Linked DNA regions of Homo sapiens: region 2 is linked to region 1. The links are chromatin loops, found by intact Hi-C in ENCODE. Cell type or tissue: Caco-2. All regions are shown on one strand. Each heading gives the region's core, and the rest is flanking DNA. Links, peaks and the distances in the headings are about the cores only.

Region 1 (15,583 bases), core at 4,533-12,532:
ATGTTTATATATATTTTACATACATATGTTTATATATATTTTACATATATATGTTTATATATATTTTTTACATATATATGTTTATATATATATTTTACATATATATATAAAATGAACTTCAGATACTAACATTTGGAAGCAATCCTTTAACATTCTTAGACAGAAAAGGAAGAGAATATGTTTATGGCATTATGATAGGAAATAATTTTTAAACATATAAAAAGTGCAAATCATAAGTCTATTAATACATTTGATTAAATCAAATTCGATCTATTCTATTAAAATTCTTTTCTTTGGTTGCATATACCCTAAAATATTTTTAAAATCCTACATCCTGGATAACATATTTTAATACTTACAAAAGAGTTCATATTCTGAACATAGAAGTTCTACATGTTTATCAAAGACAAATAGTCAAAGAGAAAAATGAGCAGAGGTTAGGAAAGACCAGTCACAAAAGAGGAAACTTGAATCAACAATAAATGTTTGAAAAAAAATTCATCCCTCTTTCATACTTTGATATTAGGGAAATACAAATTAAAAGGATGAAGACAGAGTGTTTCCAACCCATCAGAATGGCAAAAAAAAAAAAAAAGCAAACAACAACAAAAAAATCCGATAACACCAAATAACACCAAATATTGGGGAAAATGTGAGGAAAATGGAGCTTCATACACTACTGTAAGGGCTGTAAATTAGAACAAACACTCTGGAGAATGACTTTGACTCCGTAATATGTAACAAAGCAGAAGATGTTCATCCACTATCACCAGCAATTGTACTTCCTTACTGTATTAGTCTGTTTTCATGCTGCTGATAAAGATATACCCGGGACTGGGAAGAAAAAGATGTTTAATTGAACTTACAGTTTCACGTGGCTGGGGAGGCCTCAGAATCATGGCGGGAGGTGAAAGGCACATCTTACATGGCGGCAGCAAGAGAAAATGAGGAAGATGCAAAAGTGAAAACCCCTTACAAAACCATCAGATCTTGTGAGGCTTATTTGCTACCACCAGAACAGTATGGGGGAAATCACATACTGACTAAAATTATTCCCACCGCATCCCTCCCACAACATGTGGGAATTATGGGAGTACAATTCAAGATGAGATTTGGGTGGGGACACAGAGCCAAACCATATATCACTTATATGTACCGTAGAGAAAACTATCCCATCATAGCTTATGAGTGAATAACTGGAAACAACCTAAATGTATGTCAATAGAGGAATTAATGAATATGGTATATTCCTGCAAGTAATACTGTGCAGCAGTTAGAATTAATAAGATATGTCTCTCAGTAGTTTATTGGCCTGCCATGGTCTGCATTCTCCCCTCCATCCTTTTACTATTAGTACATTGGCATCCTTTGGAGAATTTGCACTTGTGGTTCCCTCTCCCAGGAAGATTCTTTCCTCAGAGATTGTTCTGGCTCATTTCTGTGCTTTGTTTTGTTTTCTGTTCTTATGTCATCTCCTTGGAAAGCCCTTGTGTGAAAATGCTATAGAACATTGCACCTCCCCCATTCTCATCAACCCATGACCTCCTAAATTTGTTCCCAGGTCTTCTTTTTGCCCTGCAAGATTACAAGCTGCACGGGGGACAGCACTTTGTTTTGTTCAGTAAAGCATCTGAGTGATGCTGGATGTATTTGTTGAAGTGATACATAGACACCTGCACACATTTGAAAGTTTATGTGCTCCCTTCACCTGCTCCTGGTACTCCCCCTCACTTAGACTGCCTTGTAGAAATGGACCCAGGAGATCCTTCTTCCTACTGCACATCTTCTCACAGTACTAGAAAAGCAAGAGGAACGAAGAGCACAAGGGCAGCCTGTGAAAGTCTCCAACCTCCTTACTTCCTCACAGCTTGCTCTCCTGGACCCTTCCACGAGGCTCCAGTGGGTGTGGATGAGTGTTCTATCCAGGACAAGGATTGTGTCTAGCTGGGGAGCACTGGAGGTTCCCTTCTCTGTGAGATGCCTGGCTAATGATACTTCAGCACCGCAAAATAAAAAGCCTGTGCTCAGATCCCAGTGAATTTATCTGCCTCTTCTTGGACTTTTTGCAATATCATTTATGTTGGAAAAGATGATTTAAAGCCACCATCTAGCATAATGTTTACCTCCCAAGGGTTGGAAATGGAGGGTTGTTAAGTCCTCCAGACAAGGTGATGTTCAACTGCTGCTCTTCTGGGAGGGGATGTCATTTAGTGGACTGCACGGTGCTGATGTAAACTGCATCCTGGGAGCCCAAAAGCCTTCAGTACCTCTCTACTGACCTGGGGTTTACCTTGTCTTCTCTGGGATAGGCTGGAAATTTGATCTTCTCACTTCCTTAAATTATATAGCTAAATTTTTCTTGAATTACTTGTGTTAGTGGAAAGACTACAGGCTTTGGAATCAGGTAGAACTGGGTTTGAATCATGGCCACATTACTTCCTAGCCACTCGACCTTGGGCAGGTTATTTAATTTCCCTTGATCCTCTCTTTCTTCCCCTAAGTTAGAGGGGTCATAATATGTCTTCTGTCTTTGGGTTTGGGTGTTGATACAATGAAATAGTAGATGAAAAGCACCATACTGCTCTAATGCGGATAGACAAAAAGCATATACTCTGGCCTGGCTTAAATCCTACCTCTCTCTGTGGGGGTATTAATAATAAGTTTCCTTGTTGTTGTTTTTGAGACAGGGTCTCACTCTGTTGCCCGGGCTGGAGTGTAGTGGCACAATCAAAGCTCACTGCAGCCTTGACCTCCCAGGCTCAAGTGATCCTCCTGCCTCAGCCTCCTAAATAACAAGGACTATAGGCATGCACCACCATGCAAGGCTAATTTTTTATTATTTTGTAGAGACTGGGATCTCCCTATGGCACCCAGGCTGGACTTGAACTCCTGGGCTAAAGTGATCCTCTGGCCTCAGCCTCCCAAAGTTCTGAGATTACAGGCCGGAGCCGCCTTGACCAGCAATAATTATTTTTGGTACAAATCACACATGACTACATTTTACTGAATTTCTTTTTTTTCCCACTAGCCTGGCACTGTGAGTACTTTGTCTTTCCCCATTTAGCTTAGTGGGGCAAAGAAAGTAACCAGTGATGGTAATAATGGATACTGCTCACGTCTTCATGGAAATCCCCTTGTAACCAAATAACTTCCTTCCAGCCGCATGTGTGAGCTAAATTTACTGAGTAAAAGAAGAACTAAGAATGAAGCAAGATGGGAGGAGATTCTGCCTTTGGATATTGAAAATCTTGACCTGGAAGAGTCTGAAACAAAAATTCAGCATTTAACTCTTCATTTTGAGAGAATTTACCCTGGCCGGCATTCAGAATCATATTGATATACTTCTACTAAACATCAACACATCTGAAGACCCCTAATCCAAAATGATCACCTAATGTAAATGAAAGACACCAGACAAAGCTTACTTCATTTTGATAAATAAGGACACCCTCAGTCATTAAAGGTTAATTTGAAATTGAAAAAGAAAAGCCTTTCCCCACCTCCCCGTGTTTCAGAGTCTGTACGAAGAATGATCATGTTTACTGTGTTCTTTAACTGGTTGTGTTCTCTTTTTACGTGAAATCTTCTCTGCTTGCTCTTCTGCCAGCCAGTGCAGTGAGGCAAGGGAAACACACACAGGCTTAGGGGAGCTGGACCTGGGTTCAAGTCATGACCCTGACACTTAATAGATGTGTGACACCACCTACCTTCACTCATGTCGCAGCTTAGGAAACTGAGGCCCAGAGAAGTTAATACTGGTCTTGGGAAAGTCTTCAAGGGATGGCCGGGCACGGTGGCTCATGCCTGTAATCCCAGCACTTTGGAAGGCTGAGGTGGGCAGATCACGAGGTCAGGAGTTCAAGACCAGCCTGACCAACATGGTGAAACCCCGTCTCTACTAAAAATACAAAAATTAGCTGGGAGTGGTGGCTGGCGCCAGTAATCTCAGCTACTCAGGAGGCTGAGGCAGGAGAATTGCTTGAACAGGAGGTGGAGGTTGTGGTGAGTGTTGTGAGCCAAGATTGCGCCACTGCATTCCAGCCTGGGCAACAGAGCAAGACTCCATCTCAAAGAAAAAAAAAAGTCTACAGGGTATTAAACCAGATAATAGATAATGTCTATAAAAGGTCTTGGTTGTAAGAGACTCCAAATAAATAGCTGCTGCTATTATTATTACTGCTCTTATCTACTCTTCTTCTTTCAGAAAACAATTGTGGAGGGTGTCACTCTCTGCCTCTCTAAATATTAAGAAGCTAAGCAATGTAAACAGTCTAGTTCTAATACACTGTGCCGAGAACTGTGGATGCGCCAGAAATTAGAGATTTTAGTAATTTATTGTTTTTAAGTGTTCTTGCGGGGTACATCAACATAGCTTTAGCTTGGTAAACAGGTTGGTTAACTTGTTTAACTCCCCAATCTTTATTCGTGGTTACTGCCATCCCTTGGACTTCTGACTTCAACTTGCTGTTTTCCACTTTCATACTTTTATATAGAAAATGTTCTCCTTTTGGCCAGGCACGGTGGCTCATGCCTGTAATCCCAGCACTTTGGGAGGCCAAGGCAGGCGAATCACCTGAGGTCGGGAGGTCGAGACCAGCCTGACTAACATGGAGAAACCCCGTCTCTACTAAAAATACAAAATGAGCCAGGCGTGGTGGCACATGCCTGTAATCCCAGCTACTAGGGAGGCTGAGGCAGGATAATCGCTTGAATCTGGGAGGCAGAGGTTGCGGTGAGCCGAGATTGCGCCATTGCACTCCAGCCTGGGCAACAAGAGTGAAACTCCGTCCCCCCCAAAAAAAAAAAAAAGAAAAAGGAAATGTCCTCCTTTTTCAGGCAGTTCAGGTTCTTTATCTACAGATACTGAAATCTAATCTTCTGAAGATAGTTTTCCGTGATGTAATCATTGTTCCTGTACAGTGGTTGTCAACTGGGGGTGGTTTTGCCTTGTAGGGGACATTTTTGGTTGTCACAAAGGAGAGAGGGCATTGCTTATGGCATCTCATGGGTGGAGGCTAGAGAAACTGCCAAGCATCCTGCAGTGCATAGGACAGCCCCCCAACAAAGAATCATCCATCTTCCAACTTTAGTAGTGTGGCGGTCGAGAAGTCCCCAGCTAGAGTGACCCCAGACTTTTTCAAGCAACCTCAGACATTTTGGGGAATGAAAAAAAACCACTCTTAACAATTAATCGGAGACAGCAAGTGTAAACTGGGACTATTACTGGCACACAGGGATTTATGGCCCGTGTCTTGAGTTCCTTTTCTTTTGCATTGCTGAGATATTGCCCCAAAGCATATTATTAATTTGCCTTCTTGACTTGCTTATAGCTGTTCTCACCAATTAGACTCTTACGTAGCCCAAACCAGGCGGTGTGGCTTCTGCAACCTCCCCTTCTCCTTCTAGTGCCGTATACAGAGCGCCTACTTGATAAATCTTCTTGATTGACTGTGCTTATTTATAATCTCTGTTCACAACTGGGTCCTTGACAAAACCTACTATAAACTTTTCAACCATCAATTATATGATACATCAAAAAATGTGGGTGAAATGATGGAGAAGAATTCAACAAGTACCATTGCTCATGATGTAGAGAAGATTCTACCTCTTATGATGTATAATTTGATGAAATATACTAAGCAAGGTACAATCCCCTTAATTGGTACTCATTTAAATTACTCATGTTTACTGTAAATGTTCTTCTGCACAAGATGTGTTTCTATTGAATTAGATAAAATTTTATTGTTGAAAGAGTGGTTTATACGTGTGAAATCAACAAAAATATATCAAGTTCTCCAAATTCTGCCCAGGATATGATAGATGCACAATACGTATTAGTTCCTTTTGCCTCCCCATTACATAGGACACTTTAAACATAATTTTAAGCCATTTAATTTGGTTTCATATGTTTTTGAAATATTGATCTGAGGGGATATTAAAGTTACTGAGTGGCTAAAATTGGTTGGTATGCTAGGGTTCTCACATAAGCAAGTACCACAGCCTGGATGGCTTCAACAACAGAAATTTATTGTTTTGCAGTTCTGGAGGATATAAGTCAACATTTAAGGTGTCGACAGGGCTGGTTCCTTCTGATGGCTGTGAGGAAGGGATCCTCTCCAGACCTCTGTCCTTGACTTGAAGATGGTGGCTTTCTCCCTACATCTCTTTATATCATCAATGCATGCATATCTCTGTTTCTAAATTTCCCCTTTTTAAGAAAACAGCAATCATATTGGATTAGGGTCCACGTTGGTGAACTTATTTTAAATTGATTACCTCTGCCAAGAGCCTATCTCCAAATAAACTCTCATAACTGGGGGGTTAGAAATTCAACATGTGAATTTTGGGGGAACACAGTTCAACCCATAACAATTGGTAGTTAACAAATTGCCATAAACAGATTATAAGCTGAATTAAAATTTTGTAGAGAGAATAATTCTACCATACCTTACTATATATAAAGAGAAAGTTGTGGAGTCACTACCATGTGGAATATAAATGATGAACTTGTGTTACCGTAAGCCACTGGAAAGTACATCATTGTCGTCGATCTTTAAAAACATTATAAAGAACTTTCCAGAGAAAATTACATGGATCAAAAATGTCAACATCTTTCTTCTGAGCATGTGAACTCAAAATACTTTGCCATTTAATTTATTTTTTCCCTCCCCAAATCTCTTGAGATGAATAAAGGACACGCTTTAGGTGACAAAATACAGAGGTGCAAAAAAACGCAAGATCATTTGTTCCACACCATCTTCATTTTCCATAGGCAGGAAAACATTTGTCCTCTGTGCTTGCTTTATTGGAGGCATGTCTGCCTGACTGGTTAGAGCATGAATAAGATTATGGGATTCCACGTTTGTTGATCTTTAAGTGAATTGTATTCATGAAATAATCGGGGCGGAGGTGGGTCTTGAGGGAAGCCCAAGCATCTACCAGTCTGGGACTTGAGCCAAGTGAGAGCTTTGGCTTTTTTTCAGTGTGAAAGACTAGATAGCTGCCGCCGTCTGCCTGCTATCTCAGGATGGGAGGTGGAAATTTAAAAAATATATAAATTTATATTTATATGTATTATATGAAATATAAAGTATTTCATATCTATTTGTCTGTCTGAAAAGAACGTTGGACAGGGAACTGGGTTCCAGTCCTCATCCTGCCACAAAACTTACTAAGTGATTTTAGGCAGGTCCCTTCACCTACTGGAACTGCTTTCTCAGCTGCACATTCAAAGTTTTAGCCTGGGTGCCCGGCAAGGTCCCCCAAAACCTGAGAATTTCATGAGGGAGAGTGTTCCAAGTGTTCAAAGTGATTTTCATGTGGTTAACGCTAAGGATACATTGGCCCTCAAAGAACCTTCATTCTGTAACCTTGTCCCTAACATACTTAGTTACCTCTGTAAGACTTGTTTGGGGTGGGGCCGGGGGAGGGCAGGGAAGTGTCAGGGTTTTTAAAACAAAAGGAAGAGTTCTCCTCCGGCCTCCTGCAGACCTCCTCACCTTGCAGACCAGCTGCCTTTTCTGCCCCCCACCGCCAACCCTGAGTTTCCACTCCTGGAATAGGCATCAGCTCTGCAGAGTTTTTATGCTGTGAACTCAAAATTTCCGGGGCAAAAATCTCTGCACCCAGGATTTGCCCCTTCTGAACAGTTTCACCCATTCTTAAAGGAAGGGAAGTTAAAAAGAGTGGGGTCGAGGCCCGGAGTATTTAAACAGAGGCCTCTTTATCTTCTTCTCCCCTACTACCGCAGGGCAGCCTCCGAAAGTTATCAGAGTGTCATTAACAGGGACAGCTGCTGGTAAACAAGGAGGATGTCGACACCAGCGCCTCCGTCAACAGGAATTTCACTTTAATCTGTCCCTTACTTAAAGAAACACTCCTCTCATTCTCTCTCTCTCCCTCCCTCCACGGTGCATCATTTATTTATCTCCGTCAACTTCCAGATAGAAGACTGGCCTTAACTCCAGAAAGCCCACTGGGATAGAAAATTAATAAGGTGCTAGGGACATCCACCTTAGGTCAATTCGAGGGGACGCGGAGAGAAAGGGAACTCGCTGTGGAGTTCCCTGCTTAGCTGGAAACCGATCCTACATATTTATAAAGGTGAAACTGGAGGGCTGCCAAGCGCCTGCATTTAAGTGATTAACAAACGTTTCTCTTTAAGTGGACACCTCTTGTTCTAAATATATTTGACAAGAATGCAAAGAGTCATCTGGAGGGCAGAGAGGGCGAGCCCGGGCCTCCTCTCGCGAGGCGGACAGGCTGGCAGGCCCGGCTCCCTGCTCGGTGCCAGCCCGGTTCACCGTCGCCGGTGGGCAGGCTGCCAGCGCCAGCGGCTCCCCGCTGTTTAACGACAATGGATTTACTGCTTCTCTGCATATTGGTGTTATTTTGTATAAACAAGGTTAACACTCCTTTTAAATTAAATGCACCACCTGGTGACTGAGTGGGTGACCTTGCCAGCTTTCTTCACCTGGCTCGGGGAAGCCCAGGCTTTCGCTCCGATTTCAACCTGTGGCTCTCCTTGGAATCTCTTTTGCTTCTCACTTAAACAGAGCTCCTGGAGGAGGTTGGCCGGTGACTTGCCCTCTGACCCCGCCGTGGGGGACGAGACCCGATGGAGGTACTAGGGGCCCCTGCGGCTGAGCCCGTGTCCAGGCACCTTCCACGTGGCGCAGGGCGGATCAAGGCTTGCCCGGGGCCAGCGCGGGGCTGCCGCCAGCACGAGAGCCTCGGGGACCGCCCTCCTCCGGCAGCCGGTGTCAGCGGAGAGTGACAGACGGTCTGGTGGGCCCTGCCAAGGCAGCCCCTAAATAGAGATCTCCAGAGGGGGCAACACCATAAAAAAGGTTCTTTGTGTTTCACTCTAGCGTGGTATTGCTCTAATATAGAGCTCGGCACTTTCCCCAACCTCTAGGAATTCGAACACCTGGAAAAATTCTCCTGGCTTTACATTGGAGGAAATTTAATGGTGTAAACCAACTCTGCAGGGGGGCCCCCTTTGATTTGAGAAAGCAGTGATCTGCGGTGCAGTGCTGAGCCGAAGGGGCTTGGAAACGACTTTGCCTGAGAATGTCCATTCCTCAAACACTTTAAGGATGGCTTCGAGTTGTTTAGAAAAATTTAGGCAGACAGCACCGTCTTGGAAGCATCTAGAAACTTCGAGAGAAATAAACTTCAGTTACTCGTTTAATTACAGGCATCAGCTTGCCAGTTCCCTGCTAACTGTCCATTTCCGAATAGGGCAGAATTTTTCAGGGGTCTTTGCTGTGCTACTACAGCTTTATGAATTGTAGACCGGTTTGTCAGCCTTATTTTAGCTCGGCAAATAAGGAAATCATACCTGGGAAAGTGAAGTGACTTCCCCAAGGTCACCTGACCCAGAAGCCAAGACTCCAGGCTTGTAAGTTCCATGATGTTGATGCCCTTATTGTTTCCCTGTGGAGTCCTGCTACCCAGAAAGTAAGCTGTGAGCTGTAAGTATAGAGAGTTTTACTCTTAGCAGCATAGAAATAGCTGGGTCAATAGCTTCTGCTTAAATAGTTTCTTAGTAGCTCAAATTGGGATAATAGAAATGTCTCTTTAAATAGGCAAAGTCATTCCAGTAAGTGATATAATTTTACTTGCTAGAATCCTAATAATTTTATTAAAAATAAGATATGGAATGTGGATTTATTAATACCTTTCAATATTTGAGGTAAAATGTGACCTTCTTTCCCAAAATCTCTCTAATGAGTACATTTTGTGTGTGTGGTGGGGGGAAGAAACCAAAAACAACCTAACATGAATAAGATGCATTGTCTATGCACAATGAGTGTTGTGGCCTGTTTCTAAAGACATTCAATATTTAGTGTGGACATCAGGGTGCCAGGTTTTGAGGACACAAAGATAAGACACAATCAGGATCTAGATTAATTAAGGTCCAAGGAAATTAGTGTGTACATAAAGAACCACTGTGGGTACAGAAAGTTCAGTGCAGGAGGCATCTAACTCCGGGTGTCCAAGCTGACTTCGCAGAGCAAATAGTGCTGTACCCTAGGCAATTCCATTTGTGTTATTGTGGAACAAGTCACAACAGACATTCAACTTGGCTTATACAGTGATTCCTGTTTGCTAGGTGTTGTCCTAAATGCCTGGCATAATCCTCATAACAACCTTCTGACGCAAGAAATGTTATCAGCTCTACTTTACAAATGGGGAAACTGAGGTATGGAGAAATTAGGTAACCTGGTCAAGGCATCACAAGGAGGAAATTCACATCCAAGCAGGCTGCTGCCCCTCTGTGGTTCCGTGTTCATTGTCTTGGTATTACCATACACAGGCATTACTTTCCTCCCTTCAAACACCCTGCCTTCTAGGTACTAACTATCCCAATAGAAGATAAACTTTTAACTTTTAAAAATTATCTATTGCCAGACATTGTTATGGACTTTACATACAATGATCTTACTATCTTTTTCCCCCTAACCCTGAGAAGAGATAGATATTATTTCCTCATGTTATAGATAACAAGACTGCCACAAAGCTCAGCAGCTGCAGCAGCGACTTTCTTTTTATCTTCTTAAATAACTTCATTGAAACTAAATTCTTAGAGGTATCCGATTTTCTAGGGTGGTAATTATTTCAAATATTCTTTTCTATTGTACGACCCAATTCCCAGGGTTTTTGTTTGGAAGTAGAAGGCACAGAGGCTGTCGTGGAAAACACACAGCAAACAAGACAGCTCCACAAAAAAATGAACATCTTTACCCAAGGGGGGTTTGCAGAAATTGCAACAGGGATTAATTATTGAGAACTGAGGTTGTCAGGAATGCAAGCGGTAATTTCTAGCTCATCTAACCCTGCAGTAGGATTTCCTTAGAGCAAATAGGTTTCTTTTACCTTTGGAAGGTAATATAATATATAGTAACATAGTATGATATTATATGTTAATATAATTATATATTATATAATACTAAAGAAGATTGGGAAAACTATGAAGAAGGGAATAAAAAATTATCGAAAATTTCATTACTGCAAATATTTTTGACATTATTCCTTCCAGCCTTTTTTATTAATACACATAAATTTTGTTAAGGAAAAAAGTGTATAAATACACACATGATTAGGATAACTGTCATGCAGATTTGAATGCTACTCTTAACTTGATAAACATTTTTTCACTCTCAAATATTCTTTAAATTTTTCATTTATCGTCTTTACATAATTTTATTATAAGTATTTATTATAGTTTTCCATAACCCAGATTAATAATTCCCCTATTCCTGGACCTATAGGTTATTTTCAGTTGCTGCTATTATAAATAATCTTGCATATATATTTTGGCTGCCTAAAAGGTTTTCCCCTGCTTCAGTGGAATCCTTAGAAGTAGAGTTATTGGATCAGAAAGCATTCATTTTTGTTGTTTCATCAGAAATGTGAACATACATAGCATGAGTGCGTTTGGAGGAGATAGGATAGGAATGGAAATTTGAAGTATTTAGAAATTTTGTTGGTCTGTTGTTTCACTTCTGTAAAAAATAACATACAATACAGGTATATTTATATACCTGCATATTTACTTTTTTTTGACAAAAACAGACAATTATGTTACCTTATCTTCTGTATTCCACTCTGAGACTTCCATTGTATTTTATGTTGCTGCCTCTAGGGCTGGATTTCTGCTTGTTGGGTGTTAACAGGAAAACAAACAAACAAACAAACAAAAAATATATGGTGGGGATGCTGGAATTTAGCATACCTACCATGGTTTGGAATTACCCTAAGGGAGTCTAGAAATTCCAGTTTGTCAAGTATCCAGTCTTGTTTTTTAAGAACACAGACTAGGAAAAGCAGAAGATCACTCTACAAAACTTTTACAAGAGTTTGTCAAGTCTGGGGTAGTAAGAGCAAATGTATAAGGGTACGTGGTTCCCTTAGGACCAAAAAGAGGTGTGAATTTGTAAGGCATCTAACTTTCTCTTGCTTGAATGAATTTGCGTCACTATCTTAAATTGAAGTATTGTTTAACTGTGTTCAATTCAACTTCTTCCAGAAGGAGAGGAAAAGGCCCAACACCTGCCTGTCAGGGCTCCTGGATCACGCCCTGCTGCCTGCTGACCTATATTGGACTCGAGCCCTTCTTCTGGCATGCTCACCTGTTAACCCACCTATCAGCCCACACCTCTGACTGCTGGCTGCTCCCCATTGAGCCTGAAATACTGTGCTATCTGCCTGTACCCTTTTGCATAAGCTGGGGTTGGGTTATCTCAGATTTCTATTTGGGTCAAGATTGCCACATACCTCACCTCTTCTGTTCTGGTCCTCATCCTGTGTTCCTGGACAAAAATAACATTTGAGTAGAAAGCTTTTCTACTTGTTGACATAGTTGAACAGATTTTGCTTTATTGAGATGAAATGGAGCCTAAATTTATCTGGAAATGTGTGGAATCAGTAGAGAGAAGTAAACACAACTCGAAGAAAGCGGGAAACCCCTGTGTACAATTCAGCTTTTTCACTCCCAGGGAGTTGGGCATGATTGTAAAGAATGATGTTTTCAAGCCTGCCAATAACAGAACACGTCTGTATCCATTGTGGATGGGCTTCTTTGAGAAAGCTTCCTTTTCGCCCAAGTAGAGGAGCTCTTCACTGCCCTAAGATTCTGCTTTCCTACTCCCATGTCAGAGCAGGAAAAGGTGAATATTTTTCACACAGAATAGCCTCATCCATTCCCACGGGGAGTGAGATAGTTCCTGTAGGGTGCTAGTGATGGCATAAAATTACAGCTCACTAGAGAAACAGTTGCGAGTAAAGAAATATATACATTTCCTCTATTTGTGTTCCCTGTCTGTGTTGTCTAAGTTGCAAACAACAGACTCCACTTCAGCTAGGTTAAAGGGAAAAGAGGTTTAATAAAGAAAATTAAATAGCTTATAGCATCACTGGGGAACTAGAGAAACAGATTTAAGGCTAAGCTTCCAGAAACATATCCCAAAACATGCCCCCAAACCGTGACACTGACATGAAGAGACAGTTGTCATTGCTGCTTTATTGAACAGAGGACTGAGAATTTTTCTACAGTCACTGCTGTTCTCTGCACTGATGGAAGCCAAGCCTGCCTGGAGAACTCAACTTTGCAACCCAAAGCTGGTGGCTAATGTGGCTACCCCTACCAACAAAATGGAAACTCCACCAGGTGTCTGAATCCAGCTCTCACGGTATGTATCCTGCAGGTGGCACGTTGGGAAGATGCAAGGGAGGCTGGGAATTTGAGTCCCGATTTCCAGATTGTGACTGTGGGTCACAGTGAAGATTAGCTTTGCTTTCAAGCATACGCATCAATCCAGCAGGAAGATGTCTTCCCAATTCTAGACATGAACCTGCAACCTAGTAAAGTGGTTAAGAATATGAGCTTCAGAATTAATCAGTCATGGATTTATGTTTTCTCAGAGTGATTGTGAGCCGGTCACTTTCCCTCTCTTTCTTTCTCAACTGAGCCTCAGCTTCCTTCTTTGTAAAATACAGATAATATTTCCGTAGAGGTGGTATGTGACACAAATTTAAACAAGCATGTATGGAAAATCCTCAGCATAGTGTTTTTATAATGTAGTGAGCATTCAGTGTATGGTGGCTCTCATTCCAGTTACTAGTAATAAGAGCTGAAAGTTTATGGTCTAAAAGAGAAAAAAAATACTTATGACCAAAACTCATAATGCTAATAATAATAAGAAGAATCCTACTAATAACAAACCAGCCTTGAACCAAGCCACCCAAGTTCATCTTAACATTTCTTATAAGAAATTTCAGTTCATGCAAGGGATTTATATGGCAATAGCTGAACAATGGGAAAGTTTGAGGTCGATGCTTCCTCAACTGTTTCCAAAATAAACAGTTACAGGAAGCTCACTACCCTGTGCATTAAAGCGCAGGGGGAATAAGGAGGGGGCTCTGTTACTTTAAGCTCACTACAGGAGACGTGGGAGCAGATCAATATGTGGTTAAGTGTTTTAGCTGCACTTTTATTACGTTTGACAGCGATGACAACATAGCATGCACTGAATAAAATGACTAACGCACACATTTCTCCCGCATGCATACTGCTTCTATTTTTCGAACCTCCTGAGTGAAAGGCAGTCATACAAAAAGCATGCAGAGTGGGAGTTCCAAGTGGCTAGGGCCAGAATTGCCCACGGATTCCAGATTTCCAGAGTCACAGAGGGGAACCTGACTACCCGAAGCAGAAAGAACAAAAAGGGCTGCATGAACATGAACATGTTAACTACTGAACAGTAGTTAACAGTCGGATGAACTGAGAAAGGCATGCTTACGTACATAGCTACATTTCTTTCTCCTCAAGCCTTATCTCTTTCCCATAATGTGGGCAGTGCTGATGAGTGAAAAAATACACAAGCCCGTCTAAGTACACTGTAGATTTACACAGCACAGGGCTGAACTTAAAAACAACAACAACAAAACGCTGTTATTTGAGTAACTTTTCAAAATCCTATTTAGATGCCACCCGTTTCTACCTTTTCACTGACACCCAGATGTTTTCACTTGGATTTGAGGCCCCAGCAGGCAGCATCCAGATGTTTTGAGGGGGCAGAGGAAGTTCTTTCATTTGTGGCAAATTTGAGAAGTGAAGATTCATTGACTCATGTAATATTAATCTTCCTACATAAGGAAATTGGAGCCAAGCTGTTTGCCCACTTTCTCAGTTATGTGTGGGGTCACTGAACTGGGGTGGGGCAGTGGGGAACCCCTTTGGCTGGGATTTTGTGCAGATGGCACTGAATTCCAAAATACTTACCACGTTTTCTCATTAGCCCTATGCAATTCTTTTTATTCACTTCAAGACCATTTAGTGGAGCAGGAAGAAACTGCAGGCCTTTTGGAGGTATTTCCTTGTGATTCTGGTCCAATCCACCACCACCGTCTCACGCTTAGAACCCTGCAATCCTTCGTAAGTATTTGTTCTGGAATCCTGTTACTCTGTTACTAAAACCACTCCTATTTCTCACCTTGCTCAAGCTTCTCATCTCACTTAGAAAAAGGAATTTTTACAAACAAATCTTTCCATTAGCATCATAATGTTTTTCATGTTTGGCTCTGACTCAGTTTCCTTTCACTTTCTGGGAGCCTTTCCTCACCCTCCTACCTCGCTCACTCTGCTGTGGCCCTACCACCTTTCTGTTACTCAAACTCGCTTTTCACCCTCCTGCTTGGATGAATGAGCAGAGTCATTGCTTGTAGTGTCCCCTTTGTCCAAAATGTTCTTCCCTGGATATTCCCTGGGCCTGCCACATTCCACGCAGGTTTCTGTCCAGGGCTTAACTGTTTTTTGTTTGTTTGTTTGTTTGTTTGTTTTTGAGATGGAGTCTTGCTCTGTTGCCCAGGCCAGAGTGCAGTGGCGCAATCTCGGCTCACTGCAAGCTCCGCCTCCCGGGTTCACGCCATTCTCCTGCCTCGGCCTCCCGAGTAGCTGGGACTACAGGCGCCCACCACCACACCCAGCTAATTTTTTGTATTTTTTTTTAGTAAAGACGGGGTTTCACCATGTTAGCCAGGATGGTCTTGATCTCCTGACCTCGTGATCCACTCGCCT
Region 2 (15,583 bases), core at 4,243-12,242, 110 kb after region 1:
TTTCATCCTGTCAAGCTCATTATCTGCCTATGCCATTCCTTCTTATAAAAGCCACATAGGACATATCTTACTGTTACCAGTTCACAGATTTTTTTTTTTTTAAAGGAGAGTGAGAGCTGTTAAGCATAAGATCACCCTTGATGTGTTAAGTGATTCAGTTGGGTTGGAATCATGTCTGCTTGCAACCAAAACCCTTCCAGAACCCTTACCCTCGTAGCTTCGTGGGTTTTTTTGTTTATGTTTTCCCAGCTTTAATTTCCAAGCCTGTATCTTTGGGCCCTGACTGCAAATGCTTTTACTGAAATGGATCCACCTACGGTCTGATAACCACATGTTGGGTTGATCTTCTCTCTGACGTTATATCCCAGCTGTCAACTGTTCTTCAGCAAAGTGTTACATAGCATTCCTCTCACCCTGCCTCTGTGCACTTCATTTCACCTACACTTCTTTTTTGTTTTTAACCCCCAAAGCTTAGTTGGATAGTTATTGAGCCCCTCTGTTATGACCTGTGCTGCTAGGTGCACAAAGAAAGCATTTAACTTTCAGAGCATACATTCCGAGAATGAGAAGTAGATAGGCTTTCTGTTTTTCCTCTTAGCTCTGAGTTCTCAAGAAAATTCATTACCTTTTTTTGTAAAAACAATTTATTCAACATTTACTGGACACTTGCTATGTTTTAGATTCTAAAGAGGCAACAACAAATCAGCCATGGCCTCAGTTTCTCCAGAGCTTTCAGTCTGGTGTACAAGAGAAATAAACAAGCACTGTAATTACCTGTGTGATCATATTGGAAGGCGCCCTGGTGCTTAGTGTAGAAGCATCTTGACCAAATTGGAAAATTACAGAGGGGAGACCAGAGGCCATGATAGTCAAACTCACTGCCACCAGAATTAGCAGTGGAACTGATGGATGAAATTTGATCAAGAAACTCCTTGCCATTAAAAAGTTTCTGTTTCACTTCAGATTCAAAGTGGATACAAGAGGTCTGATGGATATTCCTAAGCTATTTGCATAATCTGTAGTAGCTCCAAATCTGGAGACACAGGAAGCTAGACATGTGATATGGTTCGGCTGTGTCCCCACCCAAATCTCATCCTGAATTGTAGCTCCCATAATTCCCACATGTTGTTGGAGGGACCTGGTGAGAGTTAATTGAATCATGGAGGTGGTTTCCCCCATACTGTTCTCGTGGTAGTGAATAAGGCTCATGAGATTTGATGGTTTGATAATGGGGTGTCTTCTTTCGCTTGGCTCTCATTTTCTCTTGCCTACCACCATGGAAGACATGTCTTTCATCTTCCGCCATGATTTTGAGGTCTCCCCAGCAACATGGAACTGTGAGTGCATTAAATCTCTTTTTTTCTGTATAAATTACCCAGTCTTGGGTATGTCTCTATCAGCGGAGTGAAAACAGACTAATACAATATGACTACCTTAAATAATTTTGAGCTTGATTTAGATTATGTTATCTTGCTTTCATATTGGGTCATGGAGTCTCTCAAAGGAAGTTAATTTCTTCTCAAAGTTTTGATTTTGTGAATGCTCATGCCAGTGAATTGGAATATAAGCATTCAGTGAACAAGTTGAGAGTTACATCCCAAAAGGGGCTTTTGCTTTTATAGACTCTCTGCCTTGATCAATTGACATATTGCACAATTATTTCTATTCATGAAGATGGGTTTATTATTTCTAGGCTGAAAAACTAATATTCTGTTTTTTAAAAAATATTTTTCAAATTATGGTTCAAGTCTTGGACAACACACTTGGTTCCTGATTTCTAAAATTGATGTTTAATTTAGGAGAAACTTGGCTGAGCTGTTGTAGATTTCTCTCACTTCCTTTCTTGAAAGCTCTTCTGAAAAATCCTGTTGTATTTACAAAAGGAATTTGGAGACTAGACCTAGTCATTTTAAACCAAGTGTTATTATATACAAAAGCAAGCAAGTAGGGATCAAAAGAGTATAATTGTTTCCAATTCAGGAATGGCAGGACTTGTGCTTACAGTTGTGTAATGTGGACAGTGGACAATCAACCCTGGTCAAGCCAGGTGATGACCAAGGGAGGGCACTATCCTGACTCTCTTTTTGACACTCTGTGTTACAAATTGACCCTGCTCTTCCTTAATAATTACCAGGCTTTTGATGTGTCTTACACTGAATTAATGAGAGGTTCTCAAAAAACAGAATATCCACTTTCCCCACGTTAGTTAACCCACAGCTTAGAAGTTATGTGTGCATCTTTGAGAAGGATATGAGAAAATGAAGGATACCCAGAGAATAACTGAGGTGTTGAGGGGTGTGAGATAGGGTCATCGCAACTGGGGCTGTGGAACCTGGCCAAAGAGCCCATGCCTTCCAATAGTTAGTTGGGTGTCGGGTGGGAAATAACACAGCAACATTCCAAGGTCAAGAGTAGAACCACAAGTTAGGAGAATGTATGTGTGTTTATATGGGGGTGGGGGTGGGGGGTCTGTATTTGCTACTCTGTATCCACCACTTATGCTATCTCATTTAACTTTTAACTGTTTCACCTAAGTTTTGCTCTCACTTAATCTTTATGATGCGCTTGTAAGATCTGTTTTATTGCCCACATTTTACAGATAAAGAAACTGAGAATCAGAGTTTAAGTTCATCTGTTCTGAGTTTCTCAGGTGGATTTTGGACCTTGAGGTATTTTGATTGAAAACTCACGCTTTTTCATGATAGCACATAGTTAGCCTTGAAGTCCTTCAGAGGTGTGTTTTGGACAATGTAATAAAGACTTCTCCACAAAATGAGCTGTTAAAATAGTAAAAAAAAAATTTTTTAAAGGGTAATGAAGGCAAAAGAAATTGAATGACACCTTTTAAAAACTTTTAAGTGCCTTTCTAATGGAATTGTCTGTGCTAAACCTGAATGACGAAGATTCAGTGGGTAGACATGAATGATGTTCAAGTCTCAAGGGATTCCATTATTTTATTCTTTTGTGGGTGAATTCCCTAGAAAGTAGCAAGACAGACTGCATACTGTTTTGGGTCTATCACTTTCCATTGTGTTTCATGCCTCCTTCTTTGATTTCAGTGCAACCATTCATATTCCCTTCAAATATGTCCTTACTAAACAATTTAAGGACTAATTTACATAAGTTTAAGCCTTTTAATCAACTTTAAAAAATTAATGTTGAAATATTTTCTCTGGCATATGTACTTTATAGCTTCAGTTCCACCAGTCTTGGTTCTTGCATAGGCCTGACTTAGATGATGTGGATGATGTTGACTTTAGGTTGGGGACTATTTGTCCTAGGATTGAGCCAAATTTTCTTTTTTATTTAGTTTGTTAGCCATTGCAGCAATGGGAATATCAGCTTCATGTATATGTTTTTTAAGTTTAACCAATTCCAGGTTAGTATAATGTGGAATGAGAATTGATGAAATGTGATGACCCAGGTTCAGCACACCAGCAAAATTCTTAAACAGAAAAGCCAATAGTTAACAGAACTCATTTCGGAAGGTACTTAACAAAAAAGCTGAATGCATGGCGGTTGGTTGTGGAATACGCTCACCCAGACCTTAACTTACTGGCTTTATGTATTTTGACCATGGATTCCTTCCTCAGACCTCAGTTTCCTCAGGTTGCCTTTATTCCTGCAAAACGAAGGAGGTCAAAACCAAACAAAATCCAGGGCTGCTTTCTGCTAGAACGTTCTATAAGTTTATGAAACACAATCAAATTTTAGATAAATACATTTTCACTTTTAGTGTAGAGGTTTTCTTTCTTTATAAATTCAGTATATTTTCTGCAGATACAAAGAGTGAAAAGACAGAGATAACTACAGGAAAGGAAAATACAATTTTGGAAATAGGAAAGAAAAGAGTCCAAACAGAGACGAAATGGAAGTGGAAAATGTCTATGTGATGGGCTTGGGAGTGACTATAGAACCCAAGTTACTGATGGGAGCAAAAGATTCAAAATTGTTATTGAAAGCATCCCCTTTCATTGTAATACTTTTCAAACTTAGGCATGTTTGCTTTCTAGGCAAGTTCTGTGACCATTGTCTTCCCTAGATTGGGAACATGGGGATCTGGAATTGTGTCTTAGTTAAGTCTCTATCCCTCACCATATCTAGCCCCCACCCCCCCCCAAAAAATGGCATGATAAACATGTTTCTGTGCTGAATGAAAATAAATGTAACCCTTATTACATCATTCTGCTGCTATTTGTTTCCTCCTTTAGTTTAGGGGGTAGCAAAGGTCGGTGGCAGAAAGAAGCCCCAGGTCACAGTTTTCCAGGACCCTCCTCTTGCCTCCTTCTCTGATCCTTGTCATTCATCCCATGCACCTTCACTTTCCTCCTCTCTTAGTCTTCTGAAGCACTCAAATGAGAAGCCCATTAGGCAGATCAAATTTTCTATTTCTGTGCCTCCAAATGCCCACAGAAATAATAAGACAGGAGGTTTCTTCAGCTGACTCCAAGGACATACATACCCTGATTTCCAGAGTTTGTACTAGGAGTGTTGCCAGAAGGACTTTACAGTATTTTCCCTACTTCGCACAGATGTGCAGCAGCTAGAGGTGAGGCCACCAAATAAAACCCAAGCCTGTCTCCGTGGATTGGAAAGAGGAATATGTTTCTTCTTTCAGATGTTCTGGGACTTGGAATCACATTTTGTCTTGGCCATCCGGAGCATAATGGGGTTGATACCTGTTGTATTACCCTAGAGCATTCTGTCACTTGGCTGGTTAAAAAGGTGGGAGTGAGGGGAGGAGGGAGGAGAGGAAGCTGTACTTGATCCTTATGGAAGCCAGTTAAAATTAATTGGAAAAAGCTTTTAAAGACCCAAGATGCAGACCAAATGTATCTCCAACCCGCGGCCTCATCCCGCACTGAACGCGAAGGTCACTGTGAAGCTGCAGATTTATGCGGAAGGGCCGGGTGATGGAATATGAGACAAAAGCATTTGGATTTTATTATTCCATTTACTCTGACCCTGGGCCATAAAGGGTTTGGAGAGCCTGTTTTATGTATTCAGCTGGTTGCCACACTGACAGGCATTTGGAGCCACTTAAATAAACCACCCTGGTCCCACAGCTGCAACAACACCATATCAAATATAGGTTAGGGTTGAAATGGAGAGCCTGACACACAGCATCTCCAGCAGGTGCACCGGGAAGATTTTTTTGTTGTTTATTTGTTTTTTTGAAGTCCCTTGTTTTTGGAATAGCTTCCTTATCCATCTATTGACTTGAATTTAAAGCTGACTTGCATCCTGAATTGGATTTGGTTTTCGCATGTAAGGGTGTGCAATTTGGGTTTGACCCCAGCTTTTCAGGAATGCTCTATCTTTTCACCGAGTTTGAGACGGGTTTTAGAGAGGTTGCCTAGTGATAGAAAGCTGGTGAGGTTTTGTTTTGTTTTCTGAGATTTGTGCCAGTCCGTGTACTTATTTATTCTTTTAAGCTGTCTTCTTTTAGTTCTCTGAATTTTTAAAAACTGGTTTGTCGTAAAAGTTACAACTGAAAAGTAGACCAGGGTAGGAATTCAACATGGAAGACAATGAAATTGAATCCACAAGTGTGCCTTGGTGATAGACAAAACATGTGTCTAGGTTTTTTGTTTAGTTGTGGACACATGGGAACTCAACAGACCAGAGAAGGAAACCTGGAATAATAACAGCTCCTTCCATGTGGGAAATGCCTCAGAGGTTTCAACCTATTTTCTATGTGAACTTCATCCCAGAACAAGATACTGTTTCCATTATACAGATGTGAGAACTGAGGCTGAGAAAGGTTAAATGACTCATCCCAGGGTCAGATGACTAGAAAGGGGTGATCTTTTGGCTCCATCCCATGGCATTGCCCACATATCCATGTATGCATTTCTTTTCTTTTCTTTTTCTTTTTCTTTCTTTCTTTCTCTTTCTTTCTTTCTTTCTTTCTTTCTTTCTTTCTTTCTTCTTTCTTTTCTTTTCTTTCTTTTTCTTTTTTATTTTTTTTTGATGGAGTCTAGCTCTGTCACCCTGGCTGGAGTACAGTGGTGCAATCTCGGGTCACTGCAACCTCCGCCTCCTGGGTTCAAGAAATTCTCCTGAGTAGCTGGGACTATAGGTCCACACCCAGGGGATTTTTTGTATTTTAGTAGAGACGGGGTTTCACCATATTGCCCAGGCTTGTCTTGAACTCCTGAGCTCAGGCAATTCACTCGCTTCGGCCTCCCAAAGTGCTGGGATTACCGACTTGAGCCACCGCACCCGGCCCCCTTTCTTTTTATAATATGGCCTTTGCTCGCTGCCAAGAGAGAGATGCAATTACCAAACAGAATCCAGGTGCTCTGATTTTGAAAACCAGGGACACCTAAATGTTCATGGGTGCAGTGAGAGCCTGGGGCCTAAAGTGCTTTTTCACCTTGAGAACGTACTCCTTCAGAACACCAAAGAGGGTGTGGACAAGCTAATTGAAGTGATCTGTTTTATTTCATACCATTCCTCCTGGGTCTGTTCTTCATAGAAAAGCCATCAAGACTTTGAACTATTAATCATTTGTCACAAAGACTGATTTTACCCTTTTTTTGTCCTCCCACCTTCATAGACACTTACCCAGAAAAACACCCTGAGAGTCCTACACTGGTATTTTCATTCTTTGATGTTTCTTCCAGTGTCTGAAGATCAGGGAAGTTACCAAGAGATATGTCACAGTTATTGGAATTACATTGTTGTATTCCAGATTTTGCAAGCACCTTATAGTTGAATGTTAAAATGTAAGTGTATTTCAATTGGGCTTCCTTTTTACAGCTTTCTGTAAAAAGTCGTATGCACCAGGGAGCCACCTAATGTATTTTACTTTTTAAAGCAATTTTAAAAATTTTGCTTTAAAAGCCAAATCCCTACATTTATTTTCTGCTTTAATTTAAAGACTTATATTAGGGTGTAATATTAAACCCAAATTTGAATGTTTTTTTCTATTATTTATTTTTTCTGTCAATTATATAAAGATGAGACTAGGACTCCATCACTTTCTAGGTAAAAATGGTAGGACTGGGAACTTTATTCTTAGGAGTTTCCCCAAAATTCAACACTGACTTGCCACATTCCTGGTAAGTTTGCCAAAGATGACACAAGACAGTCTCATTTTCAGAGGAATCTTTCTGAGATTCCAGCTGCCCTTCCTCTTTTCCAGAACCAGCTCTCTGCCTAGTTTCATGCAACCACCTCATCCGCTAGGCCAATAGAATCCAAGATGAGTGTCCTTGCATGCCAGGGTTGAAAATCTGTCAACTTCTGATGTAGTCCAGTGATGGATTGAAATTTTGACTATGTGCCACATGCACGTGAATACTTGCAATTAAACTATCAATATGTGGGTTGGGTTTTTATATTTATTTCAAACACTGTAGTTAGTTAGTCCTGTGTTCCGGCTTCCTTTTATCCACTTGTTTCTCCCCTCTTGTTGCCCCTTTCCTACCTCCCCGCCCGACCATGTGAGGTAGGCAAAGTCCCTCTTATTCCACCTTTCCCAAGCCTCTTCTTTCCTGAAGTGTCTTGCTTCAAATAAATATCTCTTCTCCCTTGCCAATTCCTAATCGAAACTTGCTTTTTTTCCCGTAGAGTTCATCCCCGCTGGCTATTCCGCAGAAAAGCACATGCTCATTGTGTGAAAGTTATTTCTGCCAAGATATGAAGAAATGACCAGCTAGTCTTAGGGCGAAAAGGAATGACGTTTTGATTCACATGAGAACCAGTGACCATGTTTATCCACACTGAACTCTAAGTGGTAGAAAAGACAATGTTATATTTTTGATGGGGGAAGACTTCTACAAGACTCTTGCCTCTTCTGGAGGACAACTGCTTCCCTCCCTTCCTTCTTCCTGATGCCTGAGCATTAGATTTCATTAGACGAATATCAGTCAGGCACTTGGTGCTCCTCCTTTGAATGGCCACTGACCTTTGCTCTGCCTCCTCGTGCCCAAAAATAAGTTTAATGCATAGTTTCCACTGGATTGATTGGGTGCCTGCTTAGAGTTGGCTGGTGGGTTGGGTATCACATAGTAATGTTCTGCATTGTAGCTCATAGCATTTTTGAAGATGCGGTATAGCTATCGTTTATTTTCTTTTTGGCATAATCACCCAGAAAAGAGTTATGGAGTAGTGATGGGTTCCATTTAGACTTGATTCTGAGTGCACAGGTATATCCTCGAAAGATGGCCTGAGATCTCTGATTGATGTGTTGCAAGACAGGGTGGAAAACTTACCGCTTATCACAATTCCTAAAAATTCTGTAACTTTTCCAACGTGGTTCCCTGTACTGCTGGGCTGATTAAAAAGCCCTGTGAGGCCATGTGTGTGTTTTAAGCGGGTGTATAGTATAATAAAAGCTAATGGTGATTCTTGATGACTTTTGTTGAAGTTGAGGCACCTGCATTTTAATTGACATTTCCCCCCCTGAAGCACAGCTTTGGAACGTCTACTTCAGCTCACTTGCAGCAGGGTGGAAAATCGCCGGATTTTTAACTTCTCCAGCCATCACATGTTATTCATTTGTGGTGGCAGAAGGGTGACTTAACTTCAGCTTGGATTCTGAAACTTAGAGGAAAAGTCTGCTGAACTATATGGGGATTTTATACTGTCTAAAGTTAGAAATGCTCTGAACTTCATAAGCAGCTTCCCTCACCCCTATTTTGACATTTCTAGGAAATGTTACATAAAGAGAGGCCAAAAAGTAAAATTTAACTCTACATTACAACTCTGGCAAATATATCTGTTATTGTGGTAAAAGTACATGGAAACTCTAAGCAGCACAAATTACTACCATGTGCACAGAATTCCTGGTTGGGTTAGCACCCTCCATGCAGACAAAGAGAGACAAAAAATATGCAAATTTCAAGTAAAACAAATTCACACTTTTCTTAAAGCAAAAAAAGCCTTCATATAATTTGGAGCAACCAGTCTGCTTCAGTAATGTTCTTATATGTAAGTGGAAATCCTTTTTGATATTTACACTACTGATTTCTTTAATCTCCACTTTGGAATTAATAGACAATAACATCAGATTGCTTCCTCGGCTGCCCTAGCACATGTGCATATTTACCCAAGTGTCTAGAGTGGGGATTGTACACATATCTCTAATCCACCTGCCTGTGTTAGTTAAAAGGCCAGATAAAATCAGCAGCCCTTAGATCTTAACCTTTTAAGTCTGAAATGTTTTTAAAGTCTGGCCATGGCAACTGAAGCTGGGGTGTGCTTAGTGGGGGAGGAGGAATCAGGGGAGATGGGAAACAGTCAGAGAATTGGTACATAAAAATGGTCTCAGCTTGAACTACTGTTGCATTCAAACAAGCCAAGAATGTTACAATAATAGTGACAATAGCCATAAAAACTGGGAGGGTGAACCTCAATAGATAGAAATAATTTACTTTATGATACAGTGGCATGGTACTGTACTTGGCTACCCAGATGTTTAAACAAACAACTTGCATTTACTTTCAACTTTCTCTATGGGTACAAGTTGAGGAAGGGGTAGTGGGAATAAGAGGCCCAATTATTTTCTAGATGCAGGTACCCTAATGACAAATACTGAATACACTAAAACTATGAAAAATAAAACATCCTTTTTTTTTTTAAGCATTTAAGTCTCTGGAGCAATCACTCACCACAATTATATGCTTCTGAAAGAACAGACGAAATCCAAACAAAAAGTACTTTAAACCTTTATCGAACACAAGTCATGTGTTAGGAAATTAACTCTAACTCAGTATTTTCTATATTCCCTGGACAAATCTTTCTCTCTAAGTGAATTAATTCATCGTTGATGCTGTTTCTGAATTGGGAATTTACACATTTTTTTCTTAATCAGTTGCTTTATATTACTTAACTAAAGAAGAAGAAATCAAACTCAACCAGAAAAACAATTATAGTGTCTTGATATTTCTCTTATGATATATTAATAGAATTAAAATACCATATGTTTTCTAAACCACAGATCCAAAGCAAAACTGGGAATTTTTCATTAAGAAAATGATCAAAAGATTGTTTTCTGCAATTGTTTGTTTAACAGATTTAGTTAAATAGATTGATATTGTCAATCTAGGTTTTCTCTACTTGAAGAATTCTCTATTAATGACCATTTAAATACAACCTGTTACTGGGCCTATGCCTTTGGGGCAGTGATGTGAGGACTTATCTTTCCATTTCTCATTTAATCTCCATTTTTCCTTGAAGTCAGGTTGTATTTTCATTATCTCCATGCCCCTGGCATAGAGTGGATGCTCAGTATATATTTATCAACTCACTGCTTGAATTACTTAACAGCAGAAGCCTATAAACTTTTGATTGAAATCCTTCCCTGAAGTTAAGACTCCAACTTTGGTTTTATTTGACTCAGCTCTTGCTGCCACTACCTGGTGAAATGGGCCAGTAGGTCAATGCCCCAGGTTTCTCCACTGGGGAGGTGAGCAGAAACAGTCATTCTGTCAAGAATGGGTTTGGTCCTAGGTTGCCGTACATTGATTACTGAATCCTCAGGTTTCTTCTCTTCCCTGCTGCCAGCCATAATGGCAAGTTGAATATTCAAGCCATATGTTTGCTTGGAGTTACTGCTATATGCCAAGCACTGAACCAGTAGCTTTATGTACATGATCTCACTTAATCTTCATTTCAACCCAAGAAGGCTAGTCGTCTTATTGCCATTCTATCAACAACACCATGAATTGTGATGTTAAGAACTTGGCTAAGTTCATAGAGTTCCTGAATGAGAGAGCAGGGGTCAATGCAGGTCCCTTGGATGCCATGGCTCACAATAAATATAGTCTCTTTTCTGTTCCTCACTGCTCTGTCTTATAGTGCTGGCCTTCCAAAGTGTTTGACACCATTCTGTCAAAATGTATTAACTCTATAACCAAAAGACAAACAACCCAATTTTTAAAAAATGGACAAAGGACTTGATTAGGCATTTCTCCAATTAAAAAAAAAAAGAAAGAAAGAAATCCGAATGGCCAATAAGCACATGCAAATATGCATGACATTATTATTCGTTAGGGAAATACAAATTGTAACCACAATGAGATAGCACTTCATAATGTCTACCATGGCCATTTAAGAAAATGAAAAATAGTAAGTGTTAACAAGAATGTGGAGAAATTAGAAACCCCATACTTTGCTTTTGGGAATGTAAAAATGATGCCACCGTTGTGGAAAACAGTTTGGTGGTTCCTCAAAAAGCCAGATGTAGAATTACCGTATGATTCAGCAATTCACTTCAATGTATACACCCCACACATACATTGAAAACATGTTCAAACAAAAACATGCACGTGAATGTTCATAGCAGCGTTGCTCATAAGAGCCAAACAAGTGGAAACAACCCAAATGTCCATCAACTGATGCATAAATAAACAAAATGTGGTATATCCATCCAAAGGAGTATTATACAGCCACAAAAAGAAATGGAGCATTGATACACACTACAATATAGATGAACCGTCAAAACATTATGCTAAGCGAAGGAAGTCAAATGTAAAAGAAAACATATTAAATAATTCCTTCTATATAAATTGTTCAAAATAGGCACTGCCATAGAGACACAAAGCAGATTAGTGTTTGCCAGGCACTGAGGAAAGGAGAAAAATGAGGAGTGATGGTTTAATGGGCACAATTTTTTTTGGAAAGGTGATTAAAATGTTCTGAAATTATATAATGGTGACGGTTGCACAAAAGTGTGAACTAAAAGCCACTGAACTGGGTACTTTAAAATGGTTAAAATAGTGAATTTTATGTTATGTGAATTTTACCACAATAGAAAATGCATTACAAATGTGAGACATGGCCAACATTCAGTTTCAATCACCTTAACTTCACCCCTTCTGGACAACTTGACAATAACATCTTTTGAGAGGTTTCTCACAAGGGAGGGAGACTTACCAGGTAACCACCATGCTTACTGGCAGGGGGCAGTTCTACTGATTTTGGGAGGTGAGCTAAGGGGATGTCAAAAGTTGAGATTCATGACAAAGTGCCCAGTAAGTTCTTTGTACTCTGAGTTCAGGGAGGCCTAGAAGTTGAAATTCAGTTTCCCAGACATTTGTGTTTGGCAGGAACAAGAAATATCGATTCTTCTTAGGGCTCTGACGTAATAAGGTGGAAGAAGGGTGCTGGGTGTACAAGCCTCATAGTATATCTAGAAAAATAAGGACCTGGAGTGCTCATGCAGATTCTTCTTTTTAACCAGGATCCTAATACAATCCCTTAGAAATTGTAACAGATCAAGACTTTGAATGTGAGAAAGGATTTGGCTTTGTGTCCTATACTTGGGCTATTATAAAAAGCATTAGTGAAGCACTCACAAAGAGTGTCCTACACTCTTACGTTGTTGCTCAGGGATACCCACACATTTACCACATTTCTAGATATGTGTTATATTGCAATTTTATTGAAGAAAGTAAATCGGATGAATGTGGAAAAAAATATCCTTTTGACCGTGTGAGTGCATCCTTCTTACGCTCTTCTTCTGACTTTCTCTCTCAATCTAGGCCCAACAAGGGTCCCCATAGACATAGAATAAAGCAGTATTGTTTGGTGGGGGATTTAATTTCACTCCATCACAAGCGACCATCGCAGCCCTGTCATTGCAATTTGTCACACTTTTTTGTGTGCTCTATCTTCCTGAAGTCCCATCTCCTCTGCAATCCACTGCATAATCTTCTGTGGGACAAAGCTCCCCAACATAATGAAAGAGGTGGAATCGGGAACGGAAAGTCAATGGACACAGTTATCAATTTGGGCCCCACACCCCCTGACTCCTGGGATTTGGCCCCAGCAGCCAAAGAGGCGCTAGTGGGGCCTGCTGTGTAGGGAAAAAAACGCACCACTGCAAAGTTTGCTGAGGCCAAAGGAAGAGCTGGTGGCTGCCGGACGATGTAATCCAACGCCCTCCTGAAGAGACCACCACATAGAGGAATGCAAGCAGCTCCCCCGCCAGCCTGCTGAGACCCGAGCCCTACGGTTTGTTAGGATGCAGCTGATGTTTAGAAACTCCACCAGTTCATTCTGAAACGAAAGGCTTGGCGGCGGAGGGCATCCCAGGAAGCAACAAATAGAATCCTAGACCTTGGTTTTGATTTCCACACAAGTCTTGTGACTGTTTACACACCCCAGAAGAGATTTTGAGATTAATTCTGGAATACAAATCTATCTAAACCAAATCAGAACTTCACTCACTTGTGGAAACTCAAGCTCCAGTTTTTAACTGTTTGGAGGGAAATTGCTGTAGCGCTCCCTCCTGAGCAAGGTAACAGGATTTAATTTAAAACATTTACAGGACATCATATACGACTTCTTTCTGTTCATTTCTTGCTACTGTTAGAGGGATGGGATTTTCCTTTTTTCGGTTGTTTTATTGTTGTTCTAGACATTTCCAAAGGATCACTGTTGAATGGCTTAGTGAATCCCTAAATTTGTATGTGTCTATGGATTTTTCTATATTCCAAGCCATTTGTATGAAGGGGTCCCAACTGCCATGACTACAAAGAAGAAGGTGGATGCTGCAGGTGATAATGCACTTTTATATCATAATATTTGCCATCAAGACCATTATTGAAATTCCTGCACAAATGCAATTCCTTGATTCACCTCTAAGTCTTCTTAGCAATTCATAGTCAGTTATTTTTTTTTAAGTGCAACCATTATTAGATCAACAAAACTGTTATGTCCTGGAATGAAAAATAATTGAGTTTTTTCTAATAATTTTTACAAACATACGGTTGGGGAAGATGTGGGTTTGACATTTGACTCTGTCACTTGTGATTTGTATGATCTTTGGGAAAATATTTAACTTTTATATTCAGGTTATAAAAAGGAAATAATAATCCTCATCTTTTAGGGGTGTCTCGAAATTCAATGAAATGAATTGTAAAGCCAGGACACCACCACCTATAGTATTATTTCCACAGGCCTAAGAGTAATGATTTTTAATTTACAGATATGCATGCATGGGGTGTGTGTGTGCGTGCGTGTGTGTGCGTGTGTGTGTGTGTGTGTGTGTGTGTATGTGCATAGACTGGGCTCCTAGCCAGTTCCCCTTCTACTACTACTCAAAAATATTTATATCCAATCTCATTTTCTATCTTATTTTCTACCATGCACATACTCTAGCAGGTTAGCCTCTTTTGTTTTCATCAAGATGAACCATTTACATTGTGTGAACTTCTCACTAACTTCTCTATCTGGGATGTTTTTAGCTCAACTCCACATCTACTAGGATTCAATTCAAATTGAGAGTTCAAATTCAATTCAAATTCCTTCTCAAAGAAGCCTCCCTGAACCACCACATTTAACCTAGCTCCATCCCATTGCCCTTGATCACACCACCATATCACATTATTATGGCAGTAATGATCTGAAATTTATAGGAAAAATATTTACTATCTGTTCCCTCCTCGCCTAGACTATAGCACTTGACTGACAACACTCAATTGCTTAAACATTGTACTATCCACAGCAACTAGCACAATGTCTAGCAGAGAATAGTCACTCAATAAATACTTGTTGAATAAGTGAATTTTAAAGATTACACAATTTATTTTTTGGTGTCCAAGTCTTTCCATATGGAATGAATGAGCCATACTTACCCTTGCACCTACCTTTCTTTCTTTCTTTCTTTCTTTCTTTCTTTCTTTCTTTCTTTCTTTCTTTCTTTCTTTCTTTCTCTTTCTTTCTCTCTCTCTCTCTCTTTCTTTCTTTCTTTCTTTCTTTCTTTTTCCCTCTCTCTCTCTTCCTTTCTTTTTGAGACAGAGTTTCACTCTTGTTACCCGGGCTGGAGTGCAATGGCACAACCTTGGCTAACTGCAACCTCTACTTCCCTGGTTCAAGCAATTCTCCTGCCTCGGCCTCCTGAGTAGCTGGAATTACAGGCTCCTGCCACCATACCCAGCTGATTTTTGTATTTTTAGTAGAGACGGGGTTTCACTATGTTGGCCAGGCCTGTCTCAAACTCCTGACCTCGTGATCCGCCTGCCTCAGCTTCCCAAAGTGCTGGGATTACAGGCATGACCCCCCGTGCCCAGGCACCCCTCTGTCTTTCAAATAAGATTCATAACTTTTTTTTTGTCTTTCAGAGAATTCTCATTTTAGGCCTATTATTTGCAGAACAGGATGACATTTACCTGAATTGGAAAGATGAACGGGAGACATAATTTTACCTCTGGAGCCCATTTGGGAGAAGAGAGATAGGTTACAAAGACCAACATTGCAAGTGGTGGAGAAAACACTGACTTGAGTGTTGCTCAAATCTTCACTGAGGAATTGTTCTCTGAGCTCAGCCTGGCCTTAGAAAATAACAGAGTTCTTCAAAGTAACTAAGAGGGGGAGAAGGAATTTTTGAGCTGAAGGAAGCATGTGAGTAACTAATTATCTAATAAATTATATGAGTGCTTGAAAAAGAAGCAACAGCACACCCTTATTCATCTGGCGTGGCTAGAGTGTGAGCCTTAGGGAAGGGCAGAAGTACAGAATGCGTTTGAATAGGTAGGCTGGGGTTATATCGCAAGACCCCTTGAGTGTCACACTAAGGAGGTTGTGCTTAATGTAGTAGGCTCTGGAAGGCCAAGGACTCTTGTTCTGC

What was found. Hi-C counts contacts between places; a loop is a spot of excess contacts. Peaks named below come from ENCODE experiments on the same cell type or tissue, not always from the same donor. Only the 100,000 strongest peaks of a DNase experiment are listed, where the experiment ranks them.
Region 2: it touches region 1 in a loop (2.8-fold over the local background); 2 of 110 quality-filtered maps call a loop at or near these places.

Annotation. Positions count from the first base shown.
Region 1 is chr15:96,046,147-96,061,729 of GRCh38, reverse strand. All of the region lies in intron 1 of LOC112268156 (a long non-coding RNA gene), which reads right to left. LOC105370998 (a long non-coding RNA gene) reads left to right here and starts at 8,354. Exons shown (of 4, transcript XR_001751688.2): 1 at 8,354-9,476; 2 at 12,035-13,196; 3 at 14,835-14,941. In Caco-2, for the core only: no CTCF peak of the experiment used is centred there; DNase peaks (open chromatin) are centred at 7,465, 7,799 and 8,609.
Region 2 is chr15:95,937,975-95,953,557 of GRCh38, reverse strand. No RefSeq gene overlaps it. Among named protein-coding and RNA genes, the nearest start is that of NR2F2-AS1, 380 kb to the left of the region's middle. In Caco-2, for the core only: no CTCF peak of the experiment used is centred there; a DNase peak (open chromatin) is centred at 9,167.